Linked DNA regions of Mus musculus: all the other regions are linked to region 1. Evidence: chromatin loops called from intact Hi-C (ENCODE). Cell type or tissue: heart. All regions are shown on one strand. Region 1 holds the start of Spry2 (sprouty RTK signaling antagonist 2). Region 2 has its middle 24 kb from the start of 4930449E01Rik. Region 3 has its middle 24 kb from the start of 9330188P03Rik. Region 4 has its middle 3.9 kb from the start of Gm35967. Region 5 holds the start of Ndfip2 (Nedd4 family interacting protein 2). Region 6 overlaps Rbm26 (RNA binding motif protein 26). Region 7 has its middle 3.4 kb from the start of Gm41239.

Region 1 (4,000 bases):
AGGTGCACTCCTTACACTTGCACTTGCCGCAGTCCTCACACCTGTAGGCATGCAGACCCAAATCATCCTTGCTCAGTGGCTTAACGTCACCAGGCTTGAGCTCCGATTTAGGCTGCACTCGGATTATTCCATCAGCAGCAGCAGGCCCGTGGGAGAAGGACGGTCCTAACAGTCTCTGTTCCGAGGAGCTGCTGCTGGTACTTGTCCTTGTACTGCTCCGAGACCCTGAGCTGACAGTGCTGATGGACCTGGACAGAGGGGCCCGTGAAGAATGGACCTGCGAGGGCTGGAGCCTGGGAGGCTGGCGGTGCTCCGGCAGACCGTGGAGTCTTTCATGTTTGTGCTGAGTGGAGGGGCGAGGAGCAGGCTTGAGCCCAGGTCTTGGGACCACAGTAGGGCCCTCTGTGTACTCATTGGTGTTTCGGATGGCTCTGATCTGATCCAGAGACAAGACGTGTACCTGCTGGGTAAGGGCATCTCTTGGATCCGGCTCCCCGCGCTGCCTGCCACTGTCATGGGCTGTCTGCAGCAAAGGCTGCGACCCGTTGCCACTCTGAGCTCTGGCCTCCATCAGGTCTTGGCAGTGTGTTCACCCCAGCAGGCTTAGAACACATCTGAACTCCTGGGGAAACCAAGAGGAAAGAAAATGGTTTACACTCTAAGACTTCCCGTTCTCCACCCACCAGACTTGACAACTCTTCCACTTCCCTCATCCTCTAGAGAAAATGGGACTTGGAAATGCGCTGGTGGTGGCTGAGGTAGGAGAACAGCTAATGGTCGAGGCATGTTCTCAAAAGTGAAAATTAAGGCTAGGCCCTGACAGTTCTGCAGTCTTAATAAGAGCAGAAACGCAAAGCTAAGCTCTACCGATTCACTGAATGCTTCACTCAAATAAACATGCAATTTAGAAGGCTCCGGCCGGATGAAAAAATTGTCAGGAAACGCTGGCGCATAACTGCTGCCAACAGTTTCACAGGTATACTCTTCAGATCTTGAAGTAGGTTTAAGTTTGTCGCGATCATTTTTACATGAAACACCAACAAATACCTACAACGTATCGGTCAAGTCTTTTTTTTTTTTTCTACATCACACTTGCACCGTGAGTGGTCTAATCCCTATCTTTTTCCAATCCCATAGGACGGCTGTGATTAAAAAGAACATTTCAAGGGCAATTAAAGCGGAGTTTTAAATAAATATTATTAGCATAAAGTTATATAATTAAAGTAAGTCATCTCGAATTCCATTAGGTAGCACGTGAAAATAAAGTCCTAAGACCACAACTTGTACATCAAATATTCTACAGACCCACATCCTAGGCGTCTAGCCTTAGGTTCCGAACCACAAGTCATTTTTTAATAAATAAAGCATGCACACACACACACACACACACAAAAACACCCCATGATTTTCTCATCTTGAAAAATACCCGAGAGCACAAAGCAAGTAACTGCAACAAGAAAAGTTTTAGGAATCTGAAATGTCACAGTGGAAGCCTATGATCCTGTCAAGTAAACTTAAAAATTACAGTCATGCTTCGATTTAAGTACCATCCCATCCCCTCTCCCGAGTCCACATGAAAATAAAGGAAAATAAGCAAAACCGGATTTTTTTTTTTTTTTAACCCAACCTCTGCTTTTTGGAAAAGGACAGCGAACAAGGCAGGTGACAAACCAGACAGAGCTGGAAACCGGATCTGCTCACCTCCAACAGCAAGGTACACAAGGCTGTTCTTCGCTTTCAACCCGTTTATCGGCTCTATCTGCGCCCCCACACAGTCCCCAGCAGGTGGGACTCAGCTAGAACCCCGGGGGACTTTTCTCCAGGCGGACTGACGCTGTCCAGGGGCCAGCCCGGCCCCTCCCGTGTACAATCTGCAGAAGCTGAGGCAGGCAGGGGGCGCGGGCGCCTCCGAAGGGGACGTGTCATGAAAGGCACGAGCACACTTTCCCCTCCTCCACCCCCGCGGCTAAAATTTCCCCCAACCCAAGAGGAACTGCCATCCGGCCCCAAGAGGGGGAGCCACTCTAACACGCCCACCCCCCCGCCGCAAGGTCACCACAAGGTGTTTCTGGGAAGGCCCTCAAAACGGCCGTCCTCACTAGTTTCCAAAGCCGACGGCCCGAGGAAGAGCCGGGCTTAGGGCGCACAGCTTGCACCCACACTCCCAGAGCGACTCCACGGGGCAATGACCTAAGCAAGCACTGCCTGTAATCTGCACACGCCTACCTCCTTTTAGATCAGAAAGAATAAGACATACTTCTTAAAACGAAAGAAAAATAGCTTCATCCAGAGCCCCACTGCACCCGCCAGGCATACACAACTATGAGCCCCGGGGATCGGAAACTTTTCCGTGAGGACCTGCTTGCTGTGCAAAGTAGCATCTTTTGGAAGAAAAAAAAAAGTTGATTTCTACAGATCCCTGGCCGCCTCCAATGCAGCCCCCCCCCCTTCTGCGCTCTCCCAGTTCCTCTCCCTCCCCCTTTGAGTGCTTTGAAACCCCCATTAAGAACAGTGTGTGATCAGACTAAGGATTAGGGGGAAAGGACTTCAGCACTAGGGTGGGGCAAACCGACACAGAAACCCCTTTGTAAAAAAGGCGTTAAGACTCCAAATCTTAAAAACAGTAACACAAAAGAGGGAAGGGGGGAAAAAACTAGCCTTTTTTATTTTGCCACCTACTTTCAGGTAATGGAAAACGATCGCGACCACTTGATATCTCTTCCTGTGCTAAGTCAGCCTCAGTGTCCAAATATATTAAAAAAAAAAAAAAAAGCGTGACCTAGGCCGACCACGAAGAACGGAAAAAAAGAGAAAGCTGCACTTCCGAACCGCAGAGACGCGGCGCCAGGCTGGGCGACGCTCCCACCCGCACCGGGCTAGACTGTCCACACCCGGCAGAGGCGGGGACTCCCTCCGCCTGGCACTCTCGCCTCCGCTCGCCTGCCGGGTCTCCTGGCCCGGTGAGGTGGAGAGGTGAGAAGCCCAGTACCGCAGCCCCACAGGCGCCTCCGCCTCAGGATGGCTCTTCTACAACTTAGCCTTCAAACGAATGGAGGAACAGGTTAGCAATGCCAGAGCCTGCAACAGCGACCTAGAAAACACTTTGTGTTTTCCCTCCCTTAAAGCTCTCGGCGACTGAATCGTCGCCAATGCAGGGATAGGAGTAGAACGCAGTGAAGCGGTCCTCCGCCCCAAACCCCTTACGAGTGAGCTGTCGTGGGACGGGGGATACTGCATAGGCGTACCCTGTAGCCCGGCCATGGCCGAACCCCTGTTCTAGGCGAAGGAGATCCGCGGGGTAGTTCCCTAATGCTCCCGAGAAGCAAGCTGGTTTAGTGGAGAGAGGAACCCGGACCCCACTCCCGGCCGGCTATGGTTCCAGAAGGGGAAAAGCCAAACGCTCCTCACCGTGATCGCGGCTTTGCACCAACCCCTCTCCCTTGAATCCTCTTCTTCCAGCGATGTGCAAATAAATCCAGTCCTGATGCAAACTTTTTCCTTCTTTCCAAACTCTGCTTCAGTCCAACTTCCAAGCAATCGGTGGATTAAAACCACGGGGAAATTTTGGAACCCAGTCCTCCACCGTTGGAACCCTCCCGGATTCCGGGATAGATGACCTCCCTTCCAGAAGCGCACGCGGAGTATTTCCTTTTTCCCCCCTTCTCTCTCTCCTTTTTTTTTTTTTCTCAATGAACAAGAGGCCGAAGCGGCAACGTTGGCGAGTCTCTTTTTTTCCTGGTCGATGAGAGAAAGCGAGGCGAGCACGGCCTTACAAAGAACCTAAGGCCAGCTCGCCAAGACCCGGGGGCCCGGGGCTGCTCCCAAGTGGAGGCAGGCGCGGGGCCGAGGGCCGGGCCGGGCGCGCGCGGGGGCCTGGGCGCTGCGCGCTCCGCCGGCCCCTCTCCTCCGCTGGCGCTGCGGCGCGCAGCTCTCGCTCGTGCAGACTGGGCGTTGCGGAGGCGCGGCGGCGAAGCCGAGGCGGGGGTGGGGGTGCGGAGGG
Region 2 (4,000 bases), 420 kb before region 1:
TAAGAGTCTCCTCTTTTGTTCTTCTCATTGTCTCTTTTGTTCTACTAGTTCTCAACTTTCTATTCATAGCTGGGACTATGTGTAAGTAGCCAGACTGATGGCATTTATAATTATTGTTTACATTTCATATTAACTTTTAGTTTTCCTATTTTCACATTTATGATAAAGTCAAGGCTTCTCAAGTTTTATTAAATATGCTTAGTTACTTACAGTTTGACACTCTTATTTCATTGATTACTGTCTTGTTTTATTATCTTAGATGGAGGGACTAGTACAGTTGTTGCAAAACCCAGATCATATATAAGCACTATTCCAGTTTTCACCTGGTTACTGAGGGAGATATAGTTTAATTAAATGGGCAGTGGTTCAGGCTTCCCTTTCTGATTAGTAAGCTTTACAAGTTGGTTGATTCCATAGATATCACTTCCAAGCTTCATTAGTTTCTAAAGTCATTTATCTACCCCAAATGTTTAAAAACTTTATTGGAACATACTGAATTGACACTAGGACTATGGAATAGAGGTAATGGAAGTTGGAGCATAGGAAAAAGATGGTGGGTACAAAAAAAGGTGAGCTTGACATCTCTGAGTCTTTGCTAGAAGGAAGAGAAAAAGGATCATTGAAATGACGTTATCATTTATATAAAGTTTCAGGACACTCAGGAGACATATATGCCTAAGGTGAGATTTGATAGAACATTTAGATATCAAGTGTTTATCAAGAGGAAACATGTGGGGCCAGGGAATTGGGGATGGGGGACCAGGCCTGGAACAAGAGGGAGATCAAAGTGTGTCCAAACCCTGGAAATCTGTCCAGAGATCAGCAGTAGGATCTAGTCCTTTCCCTCTGCCCTGGGCCTTCATATCCACTTGTAGCCCTTGCTGGCCTACTTCGCCCCAGTGGAGGAGGTCATGTAGCCAGGTTAAACTTCCTTTCCCCTTATAAGGCCAAGTCCAGCAGCACCAGGAACTTCTCATTATGCAAATGAGGCATCCCTAGTGCACTGGCCCTGTCAACGATGTACACTCACTCCACAGTCCCCGTAAACAGCCGCATGAAAATTAGCTGTCTCACTGAAGAGGCCATCCTCACCACTACCTGCGATCTTTTAGCTCCAGCCTTAGGTCTTCCCCCAGGATTCACCAGTAGTGATCAGGCAGATCCTGCTATATGAGAAGTCTGAATTGCAGAGAATCTCTTAAGCCTAGCAGAAAAACCTAACACTGCACCAAGGGAGTAGGACCTTACCACTCCAGACTGGTCAGGATCTTATCAAATTTACCCTCTGGAGCAATATATTTTGCCAAATATAGCTAACTGTGTTCAGTATATGCTCTTACATATCAATAGCTATTACATATCAATAGCTATTACATATCAATAGCTATTGGAAATATTTTGTCAAGTTCCCAATGCACTTGTATGTACACAGAGACAAGGTAGCTATTGAGAAAGGGAAAAAATGGAAAAAAATTGCCTTCCAAAGTTTGCTCTATCACTTGTCAGCTGAAGCAGGATAAGGAATAACGTAAGAGCAATCTCTGTGTTAGATACATAAAAGTCACTCATAGAAATCATTAGTTTAATTTTCTAACTTTCTAAGAAAGTGTTTCTATTTTAAAAATGTTTAGACAAAAAACGTGTGTGTGAATAATGTACAACGTGATGTTTTGCAATACGCAGGCATCATAAATGGGTAGATCTGCTTAACTAAATAATGGTGGATTAATTCAGATGCATTAATTCATGCAGTAGTCATTTGGGGATGAGTGCTCTTAACACCTACTCTTTGCGTTTGCAAAGAAGCCAGACAGATGCAAAGCCAGGTCAGTCACAGTTACGTGTGCCTGAAGATGTGGCTAACTGGCTGTCTGCTTTTTTGCTTCCTTACTTTGTGAGTGGAAAGGCGGATGCTGTTAAGTTTCTGCCACAACTGGGTGGATTAAAAAGACTATCACTGGTGAAACCAATGTTATTTATCATTTCAACCCTCCCTTTAGAAGAAGTCTGTGGTGACCAGACACTTTTTTTTTTTAAATAAGAAAAATCTTTGTGAGCTACTTCCTATGCTTGTACCAGCCCCAGCCTTTCCTCTTGAGATTGGGCCTATAGGTGGCAGCAACTGTAAACTCTTGAGGTGGGGAGCTCTGTGCCAAAAGCTCTCTTGAAATACTTGGAATAGTTTAAATATTCTTTGATATTCAAAAAATGAAATTTTCTCAGATAAGGAAGTGAAAAACCAGCCTTCAGCTGTGACTTGTGAGTAGATTCTCCATAATCCACATTGCAGAGATTAGACAGGACACAGAGCCTTGACAGGCTGTCTCTAGAGGTTTATTCTGTAATCATGGTTGGGGTCAGTCTTGTGACTGGCATGGCCAGATTGGCTATCTTTTCCATAGAATCATTGTGGATAAAAGATTTTGGGTCTACAACAGCCTATGGTATGGCCATCAAGCCCTTTGTGCTAAGCATTCAATAAATGCTGGGGTTTTAACTCCACGCTCGTATGTTCCACTGATTGTGAATGTGAATCACCAAGATAATTCAAGGTTTTGCAAGTCAAAAAATGATAACTTGCATAAATCAGCATATGACTTAAGGGAAACTTATAGACAATTTCCATTATAGTTTGGGTTATTTTATTAAATTTTTTTTACTTATTTATTTTTGAGGGCATGGAATTTTATCTGGCTTTCAAGGTGAGGAACACTTGTATTTTCAGTGATGTTTTCCAAGGGACTGTCAGTTAGGTTCTATTAGTTAGGAGGAGCTGAGACAATATGAACTTTAGATGTCTGTCTATAAGTGATTGATAAACTATATTTGACATGATTAATCTAATCACACCAGTCATTTTCAGGGTTTATAGTCTTGTGGCTCAGTCCTTTGGGAGACAGTGGATTGTATCAGTTATATTTCAGCCAGCTAGACCCAGCCTTTATGTTTCCCCATCCTGACGATAGCCTTAAATGATTCTCCTTTATCCATTGCCCTAAAATGCTGTAAGGAGTAAAAGATTGCTACTTCAAATATAGACCATTGGCCATTGAGCACAAATTGTTTAAATTTAAGTATTTAAATAAAAGTCAAATACATTTAAAAAATATAATCAAAAAGGGATTTTTTTTGGTAGGCATTATTTAGTTGGGCTATTTCAGTTATGTTAATTCATTGGAAAAAGAAAATAAAATAGTATCACTTCTATAAAGAAAGTTTTAGTATGTGCCAATAGCAAGAGATTCACTGAATCAGAACAGATGGAAAGATGATCCAGCGGCTAAGAATGTGTAATGCTCTACAGAGGACCAGAGGTCAGTTTCCAGCACCAAAGACTGGCAGTTTACATGTACCTCCAGCCCGAGGATCTGACGCCCTCTTCTGGCTCCATGAGTACCTGTACTTCTGTGCACATAGCACACAGACACGCAGACACACACACACACGTTAAAAACATCTTTAAAGAAACAGCTAATAAACACTTGAAACAACAATATGAACTAACCAGGACCCCCAGAGCTTGTGTCTCTAGCTGCATATGTAGCAGAAGATGACCTAGTCGGCCATCACTGAGAAGAGAGGCCCCTTGGTTTTGGAAACTTTATATACCTCAGTACAGGGGAATGCCAGGGCCAAGAAGTGGGAGTGGGTGGATAGGGGAGCAGGGCGGAGGGAGGGTATAGGGGACTTTCAGGATAGCATTTGAAATGTATATAAAGAAAATATCTAATAAAAAATAAAAGTAAAAAAAAAGAAAGAAAGAAAGGAAGGAAGGAAGAGAAAGAAAGAAAGAAAGAAAGAAAGAAAGAAAGAAAGAAAGAAAGAAAGAAAGAAAGAAAGAAGGAAGGAAGGAAAGGAAGGAAGGAAGGAAGGAAGGAAGGAAGGAAGGAAGGAAGGAAGGAAGGCAGGCAGGCAGGCAGGCACCCATGTTATAGATTTCAGGATTTTTTTTTTAAAGTAAGGTATTGACATTTTAGGTTATAAGCTTGGCAATAGCTCA
Region 3 (4,000 bases), 330 kb before region 1:
CCACTTGGGAGATCTCACGAGGTTGAAGTGTTCATCTGAATGGCCTTCATCCCAGATGCAAATTCATCCGACAGAAGTGTGTGTGCCAGCACCAGAGAGCATAGACTCCTGAGATGATACTTAATATAGTACCAACTCCACAGGGGTTGGCAAATAGAGACAGCCAATATAACAGTGGTTTGGCTTAAAACTGTTTCACTTAATTGTGGCTTGTAATTGGTACTTGTTTGGTAGAAATTTTAATTTAATTTTTAATCTTCCCTTAGGTGAGTGACATGCAATGTGGTGGTCTTTGTTGATGCTGGATGGTGGCCTTCAGCCATAGCTTGCAGTCAGCCTTTACAGTGTACAGTGTTGTTAAACTATGCTGTGCAGTAAGTGTTGTGCAATAAGACCATTTTCCACTCATTGCATTGTCAACTTAGGGTGGGTTTGTCAAGATCTAACCCTACTGTAAGGGGAGAAGCATTATTGTTGCGGATCAGGGCTGTTTGTCCTCTCAGCCATGCCCACAGCATGGCGTCAATACCTTGCTCACAGAAACCACATAGATATGTCTGCTTGCTTTTTGAGAAGACAAAATTAGCAAGCAAAGGCCCTGTGGTGTCTGTGCCATCATGCCAGGATCAAGGAGACCAATTTTTTTAAATTGTTGACAAACTGCAATTTATCAAATATTTATTGATTAGTTTGAACTGCAAGTGATCAGAAGACTGTTAAATTATATGAACAGGTGGGTTGAAATAAGAGTATCCTTATTTAACTCTACAAATCCATAATACATAAAAACCCAACACAAAAGAGTAATTGCCCTGAAGTCTTCACAGCAGCTTACACTTCTTTTTTTTTCTTTTTAATATCTTTTTATTACGTATTTTCCTCAATTACATTTCCAATGCTATCCCAAAAGTCCCCCATACCCTCCCCCCCCCACTTCCCTATCCACCCATTCCCATTTTTTTTTTTTGGCCCTGGAGTTCCCCTGTACTGGGGCATATAAAGTTTGCGTGTCCAATGGGCCTCTCTTTCCAGTGATGGCCAACTATGCCATCTTTTGATACGTATGTAGCTAGAGTCAAGAGCTCCGGGGTACTGGTTAGTTCATAATGTTGTTCCATCTATAGGGTTGCAGGTCCCTTTAGCTCCTTGGGTACTTTCTCTAGCTCCTCCATTGGGAGCCCTGTGATCCATCCATTAGCTGACTGTGAGCATCCACTTCTGTGTTTGCTAGGCCCCGACATAGTCTCACAAGAGGCAGCTACATCTGGGTCCTTTCGATAAAATCTTGCTAGTGTATGCAATGGTGTCAGCGTTTGGATGCTGATTATGGGATGGATCCCTGGATATGGCAGTCTCTAGATGGTCCATCCTTTCGTCACAGCTCCAAACTTTGAAGGAGACCAATTCTTGCAGACTAGAGCTTAGGATTCTTGGTGAACCAAAAGCGTTTGCCATGACACCACCTCTACCTTAAGCTACACACATTAATACTTTGAAGAAACTAAAACTAGTTTTAGATTCATTCTTCCATTCTTTCTATGCCATGGAATTCAAGTCACCCAAGAGAGAGGTAACACCCTCTTCTTGCATTCCTCCCTCAGATTTTATGTGGCATGACCTGTGGTTTAGGAGCAGGAAAGCTGTCTGCACAGTTACATTCTTACTATTTGAAGTCGGTAGTATATCTGCCTTTAAGTTCAGACAATCAAAGCCGTCCTGCACCTTAGGCTCCCTACCACTGTCTACTTTTCCTCCTGAAGTAATAGTGAGCATCAACTCTGAGAGACACTGTTTGTACCATGGGTTGAATATTTGTTCCGTATCTGGTAATATCCTGAGAGCTTTCCATACAGTCTTCTTTAACCTATATAGCCCCTTTAGCTAGCAGCTATCATGTTCCATTTTTCCAGAGGATGAAATGGGATCAGAAATTAAGAAACATACCTAGTCATTTAAGAAATTAACATGGACTAGCAAAGGCTCCCAGGGTATTAGTGATGAGAAATTGAACTTTTTCACTGTCTCCCTAAGTAAGAGTTTCAGTATTACATTTATGAGTGATAAACCGAATAAAGGTCAGGGTATGCATAGACACACAGTCAACTTCTTGTATATATCTTAGAACATCTGAAATCTCAGCTAATGAATGGAACTTCAGTAAAATGCCAGCTGAGAATCCCCAGGCTGAAGCACACTTCCCAGGTTGAGTCAACTCTACGACCATTTTTTTCCCCTAGTCTTTCATATCTAAAAGTTCTGATGTTAAACGACCCACCCAAGTAAAACCACCCTTCCCCCACACACATAAAATAACAAATTATTTGGGAATAATTTGCAATTAGTAGAATAATTATTTGAGATCTAACCTAGCAATGCAGTTGATGAGGAAAACATGCCCTTTGTAGATATCTAGTATACTAGACTGTGGAGAAACGGCGCTAAGGTCAAAACTGCTCAAAGCGGTCACACAACGGACTGAAAGACAGCAGCAAGAGGGGACTGTGGAGCTGATGCCGCTCCGCGAGCTGGGCGTGGAACGTGGTGAAGAAATCTGTTGTTATAATGTCATGTTTGTATAGATTCACACTTAGGCTTGGACATGCTTCTATTCTAGGAACTCGGTAAGATAACCAGAGGGGATGGAAATTCCTGCCTGGACTTGGGTTTTTAGACAAGCTTCCTCTCTTCTCAACACCTGTCACGTGAGAAACGGCAGCTCGAGCACAGACTTGGCAGGCAGAGCTGTTCGTGTTTTCTTAAACACTCTTCCTTTCTCTGCAGTCGTACCTATTTTGAGAGAAGAAGTAGTCTCACACTCGCTGCCCAGACTTCCGAAGGGCATTGAAGGCTTGTTTGGAGCACAGAATTTATGCCGTGCTGACAAATAGCTGACACCGTAATGCTGCCCAGAGAATCTACACTGTCTGCCGACCAGGATCCCATTAATATGCAGTATTTCATGGACAACCTTTTCTAAGTAGGTTTGAGAGGATAATGCCTTGTTTGAATAATAATATGGCACATTTTACTATTCAAAGCACCTTATCGTAAATCTCTCATTTCATTTTTGAAAGCACTAGGGAGATAAGACCAGGATTATTACCTGTGGGTACTTGGAAGCTCAGAAAAGTCAAGTAAGTCACAAGGCAGCCTCCAAGGACAGCTGAGGTTTCCAACTCTTCTTTCCCAGCTCAGTTGGGCAGTGTAAGAAGAATGTTCAGGCTCCAGTACCACGGGTAGAATACTGAATTTCCAGGCACAGCCACTGCCTCTTCCATTTCCATAGCTTGCTTCCAGCATCATTTAGACGTTGTGGCCATATAAACAAAACAAAAATTGTGAATTATAAACAAAAGCTCATAATTCAACCTAGTCTCTTAGAAAATGTTTTTTAAAATCCAACTAAAAAAGTACATGAACTAATTAAAAAATATTTCTTGTTTGTTTGCTTGCTTATTCATTCATAGACAGGAGTTTACCATGTAGCCCAGGCTGGACGGGGACTAATTATATGTACAGGCTGGCCTTGATCTTGTAAGTCTGTTGTGTCAGCCTCCAGAGTGCAGCAAATACAGATGTGCATTTCTACATTTGTTTTAGCATATTGATTTTGAAAGATTTTCTTAATAATTTTAACATTTCATTGAATATACATATACTACATATGCATATTTATAATGTGTATACTTAATAATGTGTAATGATGTCTTCTGTGTATACATATGCCTATACGCTAGAGAAGTAACAGGATGTTTTAGTTTGGTGTCTGGTTTGGTAGTAGACACCATGACCAAAAACAACTTGGTGGTGAAAAGGTTCATTTCAGATTACAGGTCCCTGCCCATCATCAAAGCCAAGGTAGAAACTCAGCACAGGAATTGAAGGAGAGACCATACAGAAGTGCTACTTACTGGCTTGTTCTCAAGCTCATGTCCAGCCATCTTTCTTATACAGCCCAGGTCTGCCTACCTGAAGATGGGACTGGACACACTTATGCCAA
Region 4 (4,000 bases), 160 kb before region 1:
ACATTTAAAATCCTCTCTTTTGGCTATTTTTTTTATATGGCTTAGCTTATTTTTACTTGGTCAACAACCAGCATAGCATACCATTTTAGTAAAACTATAGAAAACATTTAACACAATGATATAGACATATGCATACAATTACATGAAAATAGGCAAAAGTTATTGTATAAGTCTATAAAGGCAAAAGAGAGGTATACTTGTATAAATCAACTACCATCAACAGTACTTACAGGAATAAAAGAGACCTACATGAGTGAATGGTAAGCAGATATGCCAGCCTAAGACTAATGTAAAGTGCTAGAAAATTATATAAGTTTTGTATGTTTAGGCTATGACGTGTTTCTTTCTCTTTTTTTTTTTTTTTTGCCATTTTTTTAAAATTAGGTCTTTTCTTCATTTACATTTCAAATGCTATTCCAAAAGTCCCCCATACGCTCCCTTGGCTATTTTTTTAATACAATTTATTGTTAAGTACAGTTAACATGTTGAGCAACCTGAGTGGGGAAGAAACTAATAGAAAGGGGGCTTTAGTCTACAGGTACACAGCCAGACAGGGCGAGTCAGTGCTGAAAGAACTCTGTTTGGAAATAGGCTGCTTGCCCCAGGCTTCAGCCACAGGCCGCTTAGCTCCACCCACACACACCAGCTACAGCTATGCTTTAACCCTTAGTGGGCACTATCACACAGTATTCCAGAAGGTATAAGAGCGTTATGTTTCTTGTTTCTTTGCACATTCCCAACATAAGTTTTGTCTGGGTTAGGTAAGAGGACAGCAGAAACACCGTTGGTAAGGTACAGAGAAATTACTGGCTGTAGTGAATCCTGACTCAAGGGCACAATGACTAAACATAGATCCAGGTCCAGGGCTCAGAAGAGATAATGGTTATGAAAAGTAGTTGAAGATGCCCAATATAAACAAAGTGCATCTAAGTGCTGGTATCACAGGTGGCAAGTAGGGGAGCCGGCCAATGCAATTATCATTCCTTAAAGGAACGAGACTGTATCAGGCAGGGCTTGTGCATTTGGAAAGAGCATTAGCAGAGCTAAGTACTTCATAAAGCCAAGAGACTTTGAGCTCTGAATCTCTCCCAGCTCCATGGAAAATGCAATCACCAGAGAGTTTGTTTTAAATATAAAATCTAATGAGACAGCTATGAGGATAATAGATCTGCCTTCTCCTCTCCAAGTTTTATTCAAAACTCATCACATAGACTTGGGGTAAATGACACACCTGAAAAGCAAAGCAAGCACACGCTGCTCTGTAGCAGGAACCCACCGGCAAGGGCTCTCAAACGCTTCCCTATGGAGATCTAAGCTGTAAAAATTAGTATTTTTCAACTCCAAAACTATATATGCAAAAACATTGGCTAACACTGTAGGGCCATGACTATGCTAGAATCTGATCGAAAAATAGTACAAAATTCCCCATATGGTGAAGGTCTCAACATTCTATTTTTAACAGATTTTGGAAAGATGGGTAGAAAACATATTAAATGCCTTCTCTGAATGGCAGTGCTGTGTCTGAATGTTTCTATTTTTATACTTCTATGCATATGTGTCATCTAATTCACATTTTTTTATTATCCTTTAGGGGAATGAAACAAATTTTCTACAAATTAAAATTCAGAAATGGACATATTTCTATTTCACCAGAAATGAACATTCACAATCCAAAACTCTAGCAGCTTCGCAGGCTTCATTTTTTACTTGCTGAATTGCTGTAATTATGCCAGGATATTTTTTGATATTTCTTCTTAAACGCGATGAGAATTTCTCTTTGAAACAAGAGGCTCCCTGCCCCCCCCCTCCCTTACCCCCAAACAGTGCCTGTGCTTTTTTTTCTGGAATCCAAATGAGATGCTTTAGCCAATGCTGATTTCAAAGGCTCCAGAAAAACAGCCTCCTCCAGCCCCTAGCCAACGCAGTCGCTGTGGCTTTAAGAGTAGCGTTCCGCCACCCCCCTGAGCCCACATACTTGTCCTCTTTGCACAGAAAGTGCCAAGCAGTGACATCTACTACAGTTTCTAGGACACGGTGCTCTCTGCTATACAGGGAGAAAAAGAGAGAGCGCGCTGTGAGAGAGAAGGCAGGCAGGGGAAGTGAACACAAACCCAGCTACATTCCCAGCGGACAGGCACTTCCCATGCAGTAATCCTGACCTGCTGTTTATGGCTGTTTGGCTGATAGGAAGCCCAGCTCCAGCGAGCTCTGGGGCCCAGCCTCCCCCCCTTGCTGTCCATTAATCATGAGAGGCTGTTACGAAGTGTACACAGAGTGGGAGTTCTGCCTAGAGTGGCCTCTAGCTGTCTCCAGCTCAATGAAATGACCCTGTGTGAAAACTTGTTTTATGAGAGATTGGTTTATTTGTAACTAAACTACTTCCTCCGTTATTTGATAAGCTCAAATATTTGCTGGTGATAGTCTGAGAGTGTCACATTTATTATCCTGTTTCTGTGGTTGCCTCACTCCTTTGGAACCAGCTCTGTTAACCCTTGGAAGGACAGCCCACGCCATCTTTCAGTTGGTCAGCATTATGTCAGACCAATTAGGATTTGTGACTCAAAGAGGGAGACTGTGTAGTTCCAAAACCACACGGACAACTCCAGAGGCAGAAGACTTTGATAAAAGTCCCCTAGGATTCTGAAACCACCATTTAAAAAAAAGGAAGGGCAGGGCTTCTGACTTCCTAACATAAATCTAAGGCCGTTCTAGACACATTAGTATTCCTGAAATGACAACTTTAGATAGGTCGGTGTGACTTCCTGTAGTTCTCCAGACCCCCAAAACGTCAGCTGTGTAAAGCGTGTGCGTTCTCAAAATGCTTAAAATGTCGTAGCATTCGGTGCTTTGACGCTTTGCCTGTTAGAGTCTGAGCTCATTTGCATTTGGCAGGACTTATTTCCTGCTTCCAGAGAAGGGGGGCGGGGTGGGGGGTGGAAGCCTTTGCTTGCTCTCTCAAAGGCTCAAAGGGCTCTCTGGACATATAAAACTATGTTTCCAAGAATTAAATGAACCAGAATGAGGCAGATCTCTTTTGGAATGAAAAGAAATACAGGCTTTTGTTACATGCAACACATTTGGAAAACCTAAATGGAATATCTCTCTTGACAAACCCACACTGGGACTGTTTTTGCAGCTCTTTCAGTCTCTGGTCAGCTACACGGAGTTCTCAGTGAATGCAGAAGAGGCTAAGGAAATAGCCACTTACGTGTGGCAAAATGTTCCAGCCTTGCAGAGATTTTTCCCAAAATCATTAGACCCACCAAAATGCTTTCCATTTGCCAGGCCTTCACCTTCCCCATCAGAATTTCCACAGTCCTCCAGCCTTGCAGCCCAGCTGTCAGTACCTCCTAAAACAGCCAGCCGTTTGTAGCTGAAAATGTAACCAAGTTTATACACTTCTAACCCAGAGAGCTCCCTGACGATCAGGCAGGAGAAAAAGAAAAACAAAGCAAAGTGGAGCAAAGCAAAGACGTTTTACTCTCAACTTGTTTCAAGGTCACAACAGAACACCCATGCAAGCTCCTTCCATGCTCATAAAAGAGGAGAATTTGGGCCAGCTAAGGCCTGTGGGAGGGCACATAAAGAGGGACCTGTACTGGGAACACAGCCTGGAGAGACCTTTTCCATCATGTGAAGGGGCATGGCTCAGGGTTCCACCTCTGGTTTCTTTTAGATCTCTGCAGGTAGCCTTTCCCCAAGACCCTGCCAATGGAACAAAACTTGGCCAAGTGATGACTAGAATTGTAATTATCTGAAATATATATATATCAAAATATAACTATATTTAATATGTTGAATAGATTTTATTATTAGTTTTCTCATTCTTTGTGTTTTTACGATTTTAAAATTGAGCTTTAAAAAGGATGAAATATCTCTCCTCTTAGGCATATTTTCTTTCCTGCCTTTCCTATTTTGAAGTTAGGGATTGAACCCAGACCCTCACATCTTAGGCAAGCACTCCACCTCTGAGCCACTTCTCCAGTCTTCCTCAAGGTTC
Region 5 (4,000 bases), 640 kb before region 1:
TAGAATGGAAGAGCTGATATAACCCAGGGTTCGGGGTGTCTGTTTTGAGTCAGGTCTCTGATTTTTAATGGCCTCTTTTTCTTAGAAGTAATAAAATTTAGAGACAAGTGAACCTACACAGCTAATGAAAATAAAAGGGCACAGGAATTCAATTCTAAATTACCTTTATAATAACAAGTTATATTGGGATCTAATTTTTCTTTGCTAACACTGGGTGTTGTTTAGCTCATGAAAGGCAATTCTATTCAGGATGATACTGTAAGGAGTTGGCACTTGTGCTAATAATATCGATTAAATTAGGATCTAAAATATACTACATTGGAACACATGAAGAAAATTAGGTATGACAACACCAATTGCTTTTTATTATTTCTGGTCTGGCAATGCTAATATTAGATATTTTAAGATGATCCTAATAGAGATCTGATAAATCATCTGAAAAATAAAAATATCAGAAAGACTTAACTTTTCTAGCTACAACTATACAAAGTTTATTGAACTTTGTTGGATCTGGCCAGTTGTACCAGTCTCATCTGGCTTCCTTTCTTTCGGCAATCTCATCTGCACATGTATGAAGCAAAGTGAGAGATGGTCTCCAGGTTTCCCTCCCCGGATCCCCAGGAGATCTCCATAGTAAGAACAGTTATGGGGAAAGGGCTTGATTATCTTAAAAAGAACAGTTGGGCCAGATCGAGTAGGGCCACAGATCTCAGGGTACAAGAAGCAGATGTTTGGGTTAAAAGGTACCTTTTGCTGGTCTGCCATAGTCTTCTAATTGTTAGAGAAACATGCTCTGTGCCGAGAGAGAGAGAGAGAGAGAGAGAGAGAGAGAGAGAGAGAGAGAGAGAGAGAGAAAAGAAGAAGAAGAAGGAGGAGGAGGAGGAGGAGGAGGAAGAAGAAGACAAAGACGAAGATGAAGAAGAAAAGGAGAAGAAGAAGAAAAGGAAAAGAAGAAAAGAAAAAGAAAAGAAAGAAAAAGGAGAAGAAAAAGGAGAAAAAGAGAAAGAAAAAGAAGGAAGAAGAAAGAAAAAGAAGAAGGAAGAAGAAAGAAGGAGAAAGAAGGAGGGAGGAGAGGAGAGGAGAGGAGAGAGAGGTGTCACAGGGTATTATGATGCGCCACAAAAACTGATTCTTTACCATTATCTTAGGAATATCTGAGTATTATTAGCACACACACAAAAATCCTACCTCACTTCATTATTTTCTTCTGTCCTTCCCATTTCCTATTTCTAAAGGCCTCTTTCTCTGTATGTCATCAGAATATGTTTGAAGAATTTGTAAATCTCTTAGAAACAAGGGGGCAAAAGAAAGAGGAGGGTAAAGCCCTATTCAGGATTTTCAGAGTAATGAAACTGTTCAGTATGATATATAATAGTTAGGGTATATTTGTCAGAACTCCTACAACGTACAATGTTCAAAATGAACTCCAATGCAATCTATTATGGATTCTAAGTGATTGACAATGGTACGCTGTCAAATGGGTTTAACATTTGTCACAAATGAGCTGTTCTACTGAGGAAGGCTACGCGTGCTCAGAAGCAAGACTGTCTTTTTTTTTTCCTTCCTCGAAATTTTACTGTGACTTTAAAGCTGATTTTATATATGTATATGTGGTCTTTGTATATGTATATGTCCCTGGTATTTGGTAATTCATTACCTCATTAATGATTTCGAATGAGCGCCTTTTTAGGCCTGTCCTGAGATGGATCTCTTTGAGATGCTCTAGGCTGGGGACTAATAAAAGGGCGACCTGTCCTCAGGTGCTCTAGGAATGCAGCGCCTCCACCCTCCGCAGTGACGATGCATCCTCTCGCCCCACAGTGAAACCTGCCCTCACAGGAAAATCCAATCAAGTGGGACGATTTTTTTTTTTTTTTTCTTTTCCGCTTCGGTTGCCACCGCCCACTGTCGACTAGATGACAACCTAGAGGGCTCCCGGGGACTTGCCTGACTCTTCCATCTCCTCCCACCTAGGGACACCTCCGGAGCCGGGCGGCGGATGGGACGCCGGCGGAGCCAGAGAGCATGCGCGTCCGCGCCGAGCATGCTCAGTAGCGCGCGCGGCTCCCCGGAGCTCCGGCGCCGATCGGCGAGCGACGCGGAGCTCTCCGCTGGAGCCGAGGGAGCGACAGGAAGTGAAGCGGCCCCGCCAGGCGACCTCGGCGGCAGAACCCGAGGCGGCGGAAGAGGCTCTGCGGCGGCGGCGGCGACGACGTCGACCCGGGAGGCCGAGGGAGCTGAGCGCCGAGGGGACACGCCCGCTCGGAAGCCGGACCCCGAGGCGGGCAGGATGGATCACCACCAGCTGGGGACTGGTCGCTACCAGGTGGTGAGTGCGCGGGCCCCGGGGAGGACGCTGGCCTCGGGGCGTCCCGGCGGGCCCCTTCCCGCCCAGCCCACCTCTCCGCCAGCCCCCGGCCGCAGTCGACGGCCAGCGCCCCGCCGAGCCCCCTCCCCGGCGACGCTCCCCGACTCACCCCGGCTGGCTTTCTTTCCCCTCCTTCTTCCCTGACTCACACACCCGTGAGCAGTGAGTGGTGTCCCCCTGCGGCGGGGCAGGGTGCAGGTACCTGTCAGGGAGTCGACCCGACCGGTGGCCTGAATTGTGTGAGGTTATAGAGTGGGGTGCAGCAGGGCTACAACCGGCGTGAGGGGTAGAGAAGAGCTGTGATGGGGAAGGTGCCTCTCTTCTAGTTAACCTTGTCATTTTGCCCTTTTCCATTGTGTTAGTATTACAGTGATCGTTTTTTTTTTCTTTTTTTTTTAAATCTGTTCCTGCTTTGCCTGTGTTCGTGTGTGCAGCGCTTTATTAGAAAAAAAAATCAAACCTTGTTTGAAATGAAATAGTTTTCATTTAATACAGAGTTTTAAAATCACTCAAGTATGTAAACCACCAGCTATGCTTAATGAGTGAAATGCGCCCTGTATTTTCTTTGTCAGAATCTCTGTATTTTACACCCTGTGTGTTTTAGTGATGTCATTGGAGATAAATATTGTGAATAGCATTGTCAGCAATATTTACTTTATTGCGTTTTCACTTATAAACTTTTAGATAATTTAGTGGAACATAGTTACGGGGGGAGAGAAGAAAAGCATTTGTGCATATTGTTGCTATTGCGTGTCGGGTTTATAAGATTGCACAGTTAGTCCTATATGTCATCTTTTCTGTCTGTCTGCATGTGTGTTGTGCCTTTTGACAAATCTGAAGGATTGTGGTAGAGACTTAAATTTTCATTTTTTCTTTGGTAAGAATTCTCTGTCATTTGTGTCTATTTGCTATAGCATGGCCAGGTGATTTAGATTATGAACTTTCTGAAAATTATCAACATTTTCAGAATGGCTTAGGAAATAGAAATCTTGCCAGTTTATTGAAGGTGCTTTTCAAGTTGTCAGCTTTGGGTAACTTTATATTTTTTAAAAGACATTGTTCCCTTTCTAAGTGTTTGCAAAAAAAAAAAAAGCCACGTAATTTTATCATTGATACTTGTTTTACTTCTCAAATCTTACCCACTTCTGTTTGTGTCTCTAAGTGATATAATTTGATTTGAATTCTTTCTTTGGGTTGCTTTTCCTTATTGGGCTCAACCATGGATGATACTTAAAATAGTGTTAATAGTTTTAATTTATTATATTGTCTCTTTTGCTTTTGATGGAGGTAACTAGTTGAGACTATTTTTTTCTCTCAAAATCTCTTCAGATAATGTTGGAGTTTACTTTTGTCTAAACTTTGAAAGAAGGTATAAAATACTACATTTTTTTCCCTTCAAAACTGAAGCTGTGTCCTATAAAGACTTTGAGTGGGTGGAGCCACTCTGTAAGGGCAGAGGGCAGAAATCAGTCATTCTAAATAAATTATTTCTTTTAGATAGAATATTATTTTTTATGGGGAGAAGCATTGGAGAATTTTATTATAGTCTAAATTTGTATTTTCATTCTTTTACTTTTGTGGTTACATAGTAAGTTCGTGTGTTTAGGATGATAAACTGCCCTCCTCCCTTTT
Region 6 (4,000 bases), 720 kb before region 1:
AACATCTTTGGAGATTGTCACCATCATTTACTGGCTATGTGCATATAAAATTGCAGCCACAGAATATGGTCTTGAGAGTCATTTATCAAAAGTTATAAAATAATGGAAGTATATTCATAGCCAGGAAGGAGTGCTACTACATGGCCCTAAGAGTCTATTTTGTCTTTAACAGAACTTAGTTCACATTCAATAAAGCCTCAATGATCAGCACAGAATAAGCTGTCAGTTCATTTTCACTTCTTAAAATTGAAGAGAGGGGACCAATATAAACAATATGGCAGAGAATTACAAAGAAAGTTTAACTTCACATAAATTAAAATGCACATAAAAAGCAACAGGCTATAGGTGGAAACTAGCAAGAATGCACTTGTAAGAAAAGCATGGGTACAGTTTTTGCTTTTTGCTATTTCTGTTTAGTCTCTATTCAGGGTTGCAAACTGACTTATGCCAAAGCAGCTACTCAGCAGCAAGAGAATTCAAATCAAGGTTCAGGGGTAAAAAAGATCACTGTGCAAGCACACATGCACCTGTGCGCGCACACAACACAGAAATTTTTCATAATTCACAATAAAAAATAAATTTTAATGCAATTTTTAAAAAATACATTTTAGTAGCAAATATAAGCAAACAAAAAGAAGGTATCCTTCAAACTGAGTATAATGCTTTTAGAACCTTGTTCCTTTTTAAAAGGGTTACTGCAAATCAAAGTCTAATGGTTTAATAGGAAATGTATACCATAATGAAAACAATACACTATCCACACTACAATGCAATAACATACTTAAAACATGCATTGACTCTGGAGCAGTGGGTCTTAACCTTCCTAATGGTGCAATCCTTTATTATTCATGTTGTGGTGACCCCCAAACATAAAATCATTTTCACTGGTCGTCGTCCTCCTCCTCCTCCTCCTTCTTCTTCTTTTTTTCCAAGACAGGATTTCTCTGTGTAGCCCTGGCTGTCCTGGAACTCACACTTTGTAGACCAGGCTGGCCTCGAACTCAGAAATCCACCTGCCTCTGCCTCCCAAGTGCTGGGATTAAAGGCATAAGCCACCACCGCCCGGCTCATTGGTACTTCTTAACTCTAATTTTTCTACTATTATGAATTGTAAGTATGTGTGCTTTCCAATGGTCCTAAGCAACCCCTGTGAAAGGTGAGTACTACTGCTCTAGTGTATAATAAATAAGGCTTGAATTTAAATAACTGTGAGGTAGTATTTTAACTTCACACTTCACAGAAATAACACTCATCAAGTAAAAGGGGATAGAAAACACCAGCGATCCATGCTAATGTTGGCGATAGCAGTAGTAGCCAAGTAAGCTATTCATCAAGCAGTAGGAAGGAGGGACAACTGCAGACTACTGAATGTCTCATTCTCTTCTAACTATACAAGGAAACAAATAATTCTCCCTAATTATACTACTAAAGAAAGAAAGGTTCGCTTGCATAGATCACTAAGCTAACTGAATGGCAGAACTGAAATTTGAATACTGACGTATGGAAAAAAAAAGAAGTTTGCTTTCATTCCTCTATGTAACCTATCTTCACAGCAATGCATAGCTGCAGAAGCAAAAACTATAACATTCTCATCTTTACAATTAAACTCCAAAGTCCTGAGGCTGTCAATCTTAATTCCTGAAAAATTAAAGGATTTGATTGTAATATCTTGAGGAATTCCTTCATATCAAAAAACCCCCCGATTTTATTAAATTAACACATGTGGTAATAAGCCCACTCCCCCCAAAAAAATAAATAAATAGTAAAGAAAACTTCTATTTAAAAACAAAAAAAATGAAACCTTGGATAGCAGGTCAAACACTTGAAGATGGTTCTCAAAAAGAGAAGAGGAGGAGGAGAGAGAAGAAAAGAAATACAAATGGCCAATAGATAACCTTAGCCATCAGAGAGAGGCAAGTTAAATTCTTTCAGGAGGCTGGAGAGCTCAGTAAAATGCCTGCCTGGAGTCTGCAGATGTAAGCTGGAGCCTGCGGAATGAGATTGGACAGGTGGATCCTAGAGCTCACTGGCCAGCTGGCCTGGCCAAATCAAGGAACTCCAGGTCCAGTGAGAGGCTTTCTCTCAAAACAGAACGTGTACAGCAGATAAGGAAAGTGTTTATATGAACTGTTGGCTTCCAGGTTCTGGCTCACCCCAAGCAGAATGGTCAGGATGAAGGAAACAAATGAAACCAGAAGCTGGTGAGGACGTGAAGTGCTAAGTCTTATTCAGTGGTGGTACAAATATAAATTGGTGCAGCCCCTATGAAAGTCAGTGTCAAGTTCCTCAAAAGCCTAATGGTACCATGCGTATACACACAAAAAGGACTGTAACTCAACATAAGACAGAAACATTTGTACATGCACGTTTATTGCTTTACTGTCAAAACAGTTCAGAAAGAGAACCAGCTAGATATCCAACAGATGGATGAATAAAGAAAATGTGGTGCATTTACACAGAGGAATCTTTTCAGTTATAAAGTATAAAATCATGGCATGTACACAAAAATAGATGGAACGGGGGATTACTGTATTTAGTGAACTGGGCCAGACTCGGAATAAGAAACTGTTTGTTTTCTCTCACTGGCAGAACCTAAGCGCAAATGTGTCCTGTGCGTCTGAGAGACAGAGACCAATGGACCGTGTGAGAGAGATCTTATGGAGGAGAAATGATGAAAGCAAAGAGTAATGAAACACATGACATGAACACAGAAGGGAAGACTACTAAGAGGAGAAAATGAGAAAGCAATATGGGAAGAGTGAGGTCAAGGCCACCATCAGTGAGAAGGGTAAATAAAAACAAAGTACAATGGCATAAATATATGCAAAGGCCATAATAAAACCCATGACTTTACATGCTAACAACCAAAATTTAAGGTTGAATCACCATGACAAAAATACTGGTTTTCTGATTAGGATTTCACATTACCAAAAATGCATGCAAAAGACTGACTAAGCAAACGGGTTAAAAATCAAAAGACATCAATTCTAAGTATTGAGAGAAAATTTCAATACCTAAATGTTTAATGATTTGTGAAAGAAAGAAAAAAAAAGAACAGAATTCTGCTACAACTACAGAACTTATAACTGAGTAAACAGACCCACATATTTGTCCTTAGGGCTAAAAATGCAACCTGTCTTTCCTATCCTACCTCATTCTCCATCACTCTCAAAACTCAGCTACCCTAAGCCCTTTGCTAGCTTCTACAAAAAGCTTCAACAACACACAACATGATTAACTTCACTCAGCAAAGTCCTGTGCGATCTCCAGCGCCTCTGGCATCACTAACCATTGCTAGTCTTCTCTTCCTCTGCTCGACATTCATAAAATATGTTCTCCAAAGCCTAGGAAGCTCCTCTTCATCCTTCCACGCTGAGATCTACTGTTGCCATTTCAAAGCAGCCTTGCTTAACTCCACATAATGTACTTACAGTCCTTCCGCAAACAGTATGAATTTTTTAATTACATGTCAAAACTATGCAAAAAAAAAAAAACTTTACATAAAAAAAAAAAACATTAAAAACCAAAGATGGTAAATAATTAAGCTTTTGTAAGTCATCAACTAGAAGAATAATAAAGAACACATGCAAATTTAAATTTAAATTTAAAAAGCAAGAGACTGGGCAGTGGTGGAGCACGCCTTTAATCCCTGCACTTGGGAGGCAGAGGCAGGCGGATTTCTGAGTTCCAGGCCAGCCTGGTCTACAAAGTGAGTTCCAGGGCAGCCAGGGCTACACAGAGAAACCCTGTCTCCAAAGGAAAAAAAAGAGAAAAAAAAAAAAAAAAAAAGAAACAAGAATAGGAGCTAAATTTAACAACAATGTACATTAGAAAGGGATACAGTGTAGACGCTACTAGCAGTTAACTGTTAGACATCTGAATAGTTGCTACAATAATGTGCTTTGTTTGAATTAAAGAAAAACTAAACGCATACACACTAAGTATATATGTTTTAAGTTATTGAAAAGAACATGAAATGGTAGTACAGTTGATTTGAAAG
Region 7 (4,000 bases), 76 kb before region 1:
TTCTCTAGAAGAGGATCTTAGTTGAGTTCTTTTATTATTATTGTTATTATTAATTGGTTATTTTATTTACATTTCAAATGCCCCCTCCTCTACTCCCCTCTGCAAGCCTCCCATCCCATCCCCTCCCCCCTTTGCCCCTAAGAGGGTGTTCCCCCACCTACCCACCCACTCACTCCTGCCTCACTGCTCTAGCATCCCCCTATCCTGGGGCGTCAAGCCTCCACAGGACCAAGAGCCTCTCATTCGCTTGATGTCTGACAAGGCCATCCTCTGCCTCATACGCATCTGGAGCCATGGGTCCCTCCATGTGTGCTCTATGGTTGGTGGTTTAGTCCCTGGGAGCTCTTGGGGGTGGGGTGGGGGGTCTGGTTGGTTGATATTATTGTTCTTCCTATTGGGTTGCAAACCCTTTCCCTAATTCACCCATTGGGGTCGCCCTGCTCAGTTCGATGGTTGGCTGAGTATCTGCATCTGTCTTAATCAGATGCTTGCGGATCCTCTCAGAGGACAGTCACACTGTGAGCAATTCTTGGCATCCACAATAGTGTCAGTGTTTGGTGTCTGCAGATGGGATAGATCCCACGGTGGGGGGCCTCTGGATGGCCTTTCCTTCGTTCTCTGCTCCTTTAAACAGGGACAATTCTGGGGTAAATATTTTGTGATGGGTAGGTGGCCCCATCCCTCAACTGGGGGAGGGGCATGCCTATCTACTGAAGGTGGTCTCTTCGGGTTCGATCTCCCCTCAGTTGGGTATTTCGGTTAACGTCATCCCCGTTGAGTCCTGGGAATCTCTCACTTCCCTGGTGTCTGGGATTTTCTAGTGGTCCCCCCAACCCCTGTTCCCCATTCTCCACTGCTACATATTTCTATTCATTCTCCTTGCCCTCTGGACTTCTCTCCTGTCTCTTCCCATAGTTGAGTTCTTAATACCCACACACAGTTGCCTATAACTCCAGCTCTGAGGAACCTCTACACCCTCTTCTGGCTTCCATGGGCACATGCGCGCACACACACTCACACACACACAAACGGGGAGTGGGGGAGAAATAGAATCTTTTTTAAAATATGAAGAGTGTAGCTTAGTGGCTAGAGCATGCTTAGCATAAGCAAGCTCTGAGCGGATCTTCAGCACTGAAACTGAAGGAAGGGAAAAAGGTAGGAGATGGAAGATAGAAGCAGCAGCAGTAGGATTCTGACAAGACTTCAGTTACTTGGCCTAAGTTAGGAAGGAAATCATGCCATAGCTGTCTTGAAGGTGACTTAGTCAAACTAAGCCCCGTGGATGCTGAAGGATGAAGGCTAGAGTCAGGTGGATCCACATTTGGATGACAGCTGGAGCACTTACCAACCTTACCAACTATTTAGCCACTACTAATTAATGAACTCTTAAAGGCTTAGCTTCCTCTTATGTACAGTGAGGATAATATTGGTACCTTGCTCATACTTTTTTATACTTTGTACTATGGCTGTCACACAGTAATGTCATCTATCACAAAAACCAAAACAGGTGGGAGATGATATGCAGCAGAAAAGAAGAATCCTGTCAGATAGTGTCATGTTCCAGCAACCCTTGTTTATGGGGCGGGAATCCGGGATGATGTGATCTTTGTCTTCAGTGTTCCTTGTCATCTTTTCTAGGTTAGCTTTGTCTTCAGGCTGATTCCCCACATGTTTGCAAAATAGACATGAGTCACAGCTGAGACAAGCAACCTCTTTGTTCAAGACTTGCAGAAAAGAAGAGAGGAAAACACTTCTTTAGCTGTGAAGCAATGTGACTAGAACAACCTCAGCCTTGTAGCCATCACATACAACGGAATGGTCAGTAGAGAAATGTTTTGCCCCAAGTGTCCTCCAGCTTCAGTTCTTGTGATATGCAGGAAGAGAATGTGTATAATAGTACACAGCAGATACTACAGCTAAATATATCAACCATCTTTCCCTGAGTCACTCACATAGATACAGCAGGGATACAGATACCTAGAGAGATGAAGTTCTCTTAGGTAGGCCAAAAGGACTGTTAGCATCTGCCAAGAACCCCAAAGGTGTATCCATTTGATGGGTTCAATATGATTTCAATCATAAGGATAAGGACAGCAACATTCAGGAGCTGTTAGCCATCCCCTAAAACTTGAATGGGCAGAAAACAAGCAAACAGAAAGAAATTGTAAATAGGGCTACTTGACAAGGAGTGTGACCTTTGTCAAGAGTCTTGCATTTACTTGTCATTAAACAGCTTCTTGGGAAGAGGGACTGGAGAGATAGCTAAGAACTTTAAGATTGCTCAGTGTTCTAGAAGCCCCAAGGTGAGTTTCCAGCACACATATCGGTCAGTTCACAACAGTCTGTAGTTAACCTCAGTGGATCTAGTGCCCTCTTCTGGCCTCCATGAGCTCCTACACATATGCAGTTCACAAAAATTCATGCAGATATACACAATTACACTAAATCAATATAAACGTACTTTTAAAATTCATAATGGATGAGTGATGTAGAAAGGTTGTTCTGTGAATGGACAAAATAGGTGAGTTGCCAAATTTTGAAGTAACATTTATGTTGGTAGTTTAAACTGGGAACCAAGGTGATGAAGAGTTATATAGATTCTAGCAATATTGCTGACAGAAAATCAATATTTTGGTAACAGAATGGATAACAATGAAAAAGAAAGTGTTTAAAATAAGGAAAGAACAAGATTGAGGAAAATATCAAAATACTATCTTTGAGCAGGAAAGAATTTAGATGTCTTTGAAAACTGAGAAGGTAATAAGTAGTCGGTGGTACCACAGAGATCCATGTGAAATAAGAAGTCTGAAATGAAGAGAAGAGGTTTGATTCAGAAATGAGAATGTATGGCTGAACTGTATAGTTGGAAGTTAACTTCCTTAATGCCCAGAGTGAGCAGAGAAGAAGAAGCCATCTCCACAGACGAATTCAAACATTCAAGGTCAAGCAGAGAGGGTGAGCTCATTCGTATAGGGGTTGGACAAAGGTCAGCTGGCCAGCGATGAGAAAGACCAGACAGAAGCAGGCATATATAGACAGTCAGGAAGACAAAACTAAGCAAGCACTACAGAAAAACCGCAGAAAATAGTAAGAGAGAGCACCCAAAAAACAACCTGAAACAGGGACAAGAAGACTTAGAGAAGAATATTCTAGAAAGCGAGGAAAGAGAGAATTTCAAAAAGAGTTAATTGATCAAGGGATTTTTTTAAAAAAGGGCATTGGAGTTGGAGGTGGCTTATTTGGTAAAGGGACTGCTGCAAGAGAGTGAGGACCTGGGTTCGAATCCTTGGCACCTACCTCTGTAAAAACCACAGGACTGCCGTGTTCTCTTAATCCCAGGACTGGGAATACAGGGAAGCAAAGAGAAGCTAGTCCCTAAAGAGCATTGGCCACTCTGCTTAGCCGAGTAGATGACCTTTGAGTTCTGTGAGAGACCTTGTCTCAAAGACAAATGTATAACTACTTTTATAAATTAATAGGTAAGGTGAAAAGCGAAAGAGGGAAGGACCCCTGACCTCCACAATGACCCACAACCTCCACACGACCATGCATAGGCACAGATACACATGCAACACAACAATGCATAAATAACACAAACAGAAATATGCACCCCTACACACACACACACACACACACACACACACACACACACGCACACACACAAGTTATTTTAAAAGTAGCCCCTGCAGACCATATGCAAAGCTCCTGGTTCTATCCCTAATGCTACCCCCCCCCCAACAATAATAAGACTCTCCTCACGACCGGTATTCTTTGAAGCGTTCTAGATGCACAGTTCACCTGCTTCTTCAGCAACCCTGTGTATGTCACATCTATAGGCAAAAGTCTCATTTCAGAGGTAAAAAAATAAATAATTAATTAAATCATAAAGAACGGAAACCTTGCTTCTAAATGGGAAGGAGAGACTTTGTACCCAAATGCACTTAATCCTAAGGTTGTCATTTGCCTAGAATTGCAAAGAGTCCTCTGATTTTCACTATTA

Evidence for each region. Peaks named below come from ENCODE experiments on the same cell type or tissue, not always from the same donor. Only the 100,000 strongest peaks of a DNase experiment are listed, where the experiment ranks them.
Region 2: it touches region 1 in a loop (2.5-fold over the local background); 12 of 42 quality-filtered maps call a loop at or near these places.
Region 3: it touches region 1 in a loop (2.1-fold over the local background); 8 of 42 quality-filtered maps call a loop at or near these places.
Region 4: it touches region 1 in a loop (9-fold over the local background); 16 of 42 quality-filtered maps call a loop at or near these places.
Region 5: a loop joins it to region 1, with 2.8 times the contacts of the local background. A loop is called at or near these places in 3 of 42 quality-filtered maps.
Region 6: it touches region 1 in a loop (6-fold over the local background); 8 of 42 quality-filtered maps call a loop at or near these places.
Region 7: a loop joins it to region 1, with 2.1 times the contacts of the local background. A loop is called at or near these places in 2 of 42 quality-filtered maps.

The regions. Positions count from the first base shown.
Region 1 is chr14:105,893,180-105,897,179 of GRCm38, forward strand. It overlaps Spry2 (sprouty RTK signaling antagonist 2), which reads right to left and starts at 3,640. Exons shown (of 2, transcript NM_011897.3): 1 at 3,409-3,640; 2 at 1-622. The coding sequence starts at 571. In heart, a CTCF peak has its summit at 1,903; DNase peaks (open chromatin) are centred at 542, 2,042, 2,932, 3,252 and 2 weaker places; H3K4me3 peaks cover 4,000 bases; H3K27ac peaks cover 4,000 bases.
Region 2 is chr14:105,473,056-105,477,055 of GRCm38, forward strand. No RefSeq gene overlaps it. Among named protein-coding and RNA genes, the nearest start is that of 4930449E01Rik, 24 kb to the right of the region's middle. In heart, a CTCF peak has its summit at 2,109 (motif pointing right); no DNase peak of the experiment used is centred here.
Region 3 is chr14:105,563,398-105,567,397 of GRCm38, forward strand. No RefSeq gene overlaps it. Among named protein-coding and RNA genes, the nearest start is that of 9330188P03Rik, 24 kb to the right of the region's middle. In heart, no CTCF peak of the experiment used is centred here; no DNase peak of the experiment used is centred here; H3K4me3 peaks cover 1,047 bases; H3K27ac peaks cover 1,405 bases.
Region 4 is chr14:105,730,299-105,734,298 of GRCm38, forward strand. No RefSeq gene overlaps it. Among named protein-coding and RNA genes, the nearest start is that of Gm35967, 3.9 kb to the left of the region's middle. In heart, CTCF peaks have their summits at 2,068 and 2,281; DNase peaks (open chromatin) are centred at 2,113 and 2,813; H3K4me3 peaks cover 2,788 bases; H3K27ac peaks cover 3,236 bases.
Region 5 is chr14:105,256,674-105,260,673 of GRCm38, forward strand. It overlaps Ndfip2 (Nedd4 family interacting protein 2), which reads left to right and starts at 1,950. Exons shown (of 8, transcript NM_029561.5): 1 at 1,950-2,329. The coding sequence starts at 2,000. In heart, a CTCF peak has its summit at 1,985; DNase peaks (open chromatin) are centred at 2,058 and 2,528; H3K4me3 peaks cover 1,816 bases; H3K27ac peaks cover 1,071 bases.
Region 6 is chr14:105,170,548-105,174,547 of GRCm38, forward strand. All of the region lies in intron 1 of Rbm26 (RNA binding motif protein 26), which reads right to left. Among named protein-coding and RNA genes, the nearest start is that of Rbm26, 4.8 kb to the right of the region's middle. In heart, no CTCF peak of the experiment used is centred here; no DNase peak of the experiment used is centred here.
Region 7 is chr14:105,817,360-105,821,359 of GRCm38, forward strand. No RefSeq gene overlaps it. Among named protein-coding and RNA genes, the nearest start is that of Gm41239, 3.4 kb to the right of the region's middle. In heart, a CTCF peak has its summit at 2,397 (motif pointing left); no DNase peak of the experiment used is centred here.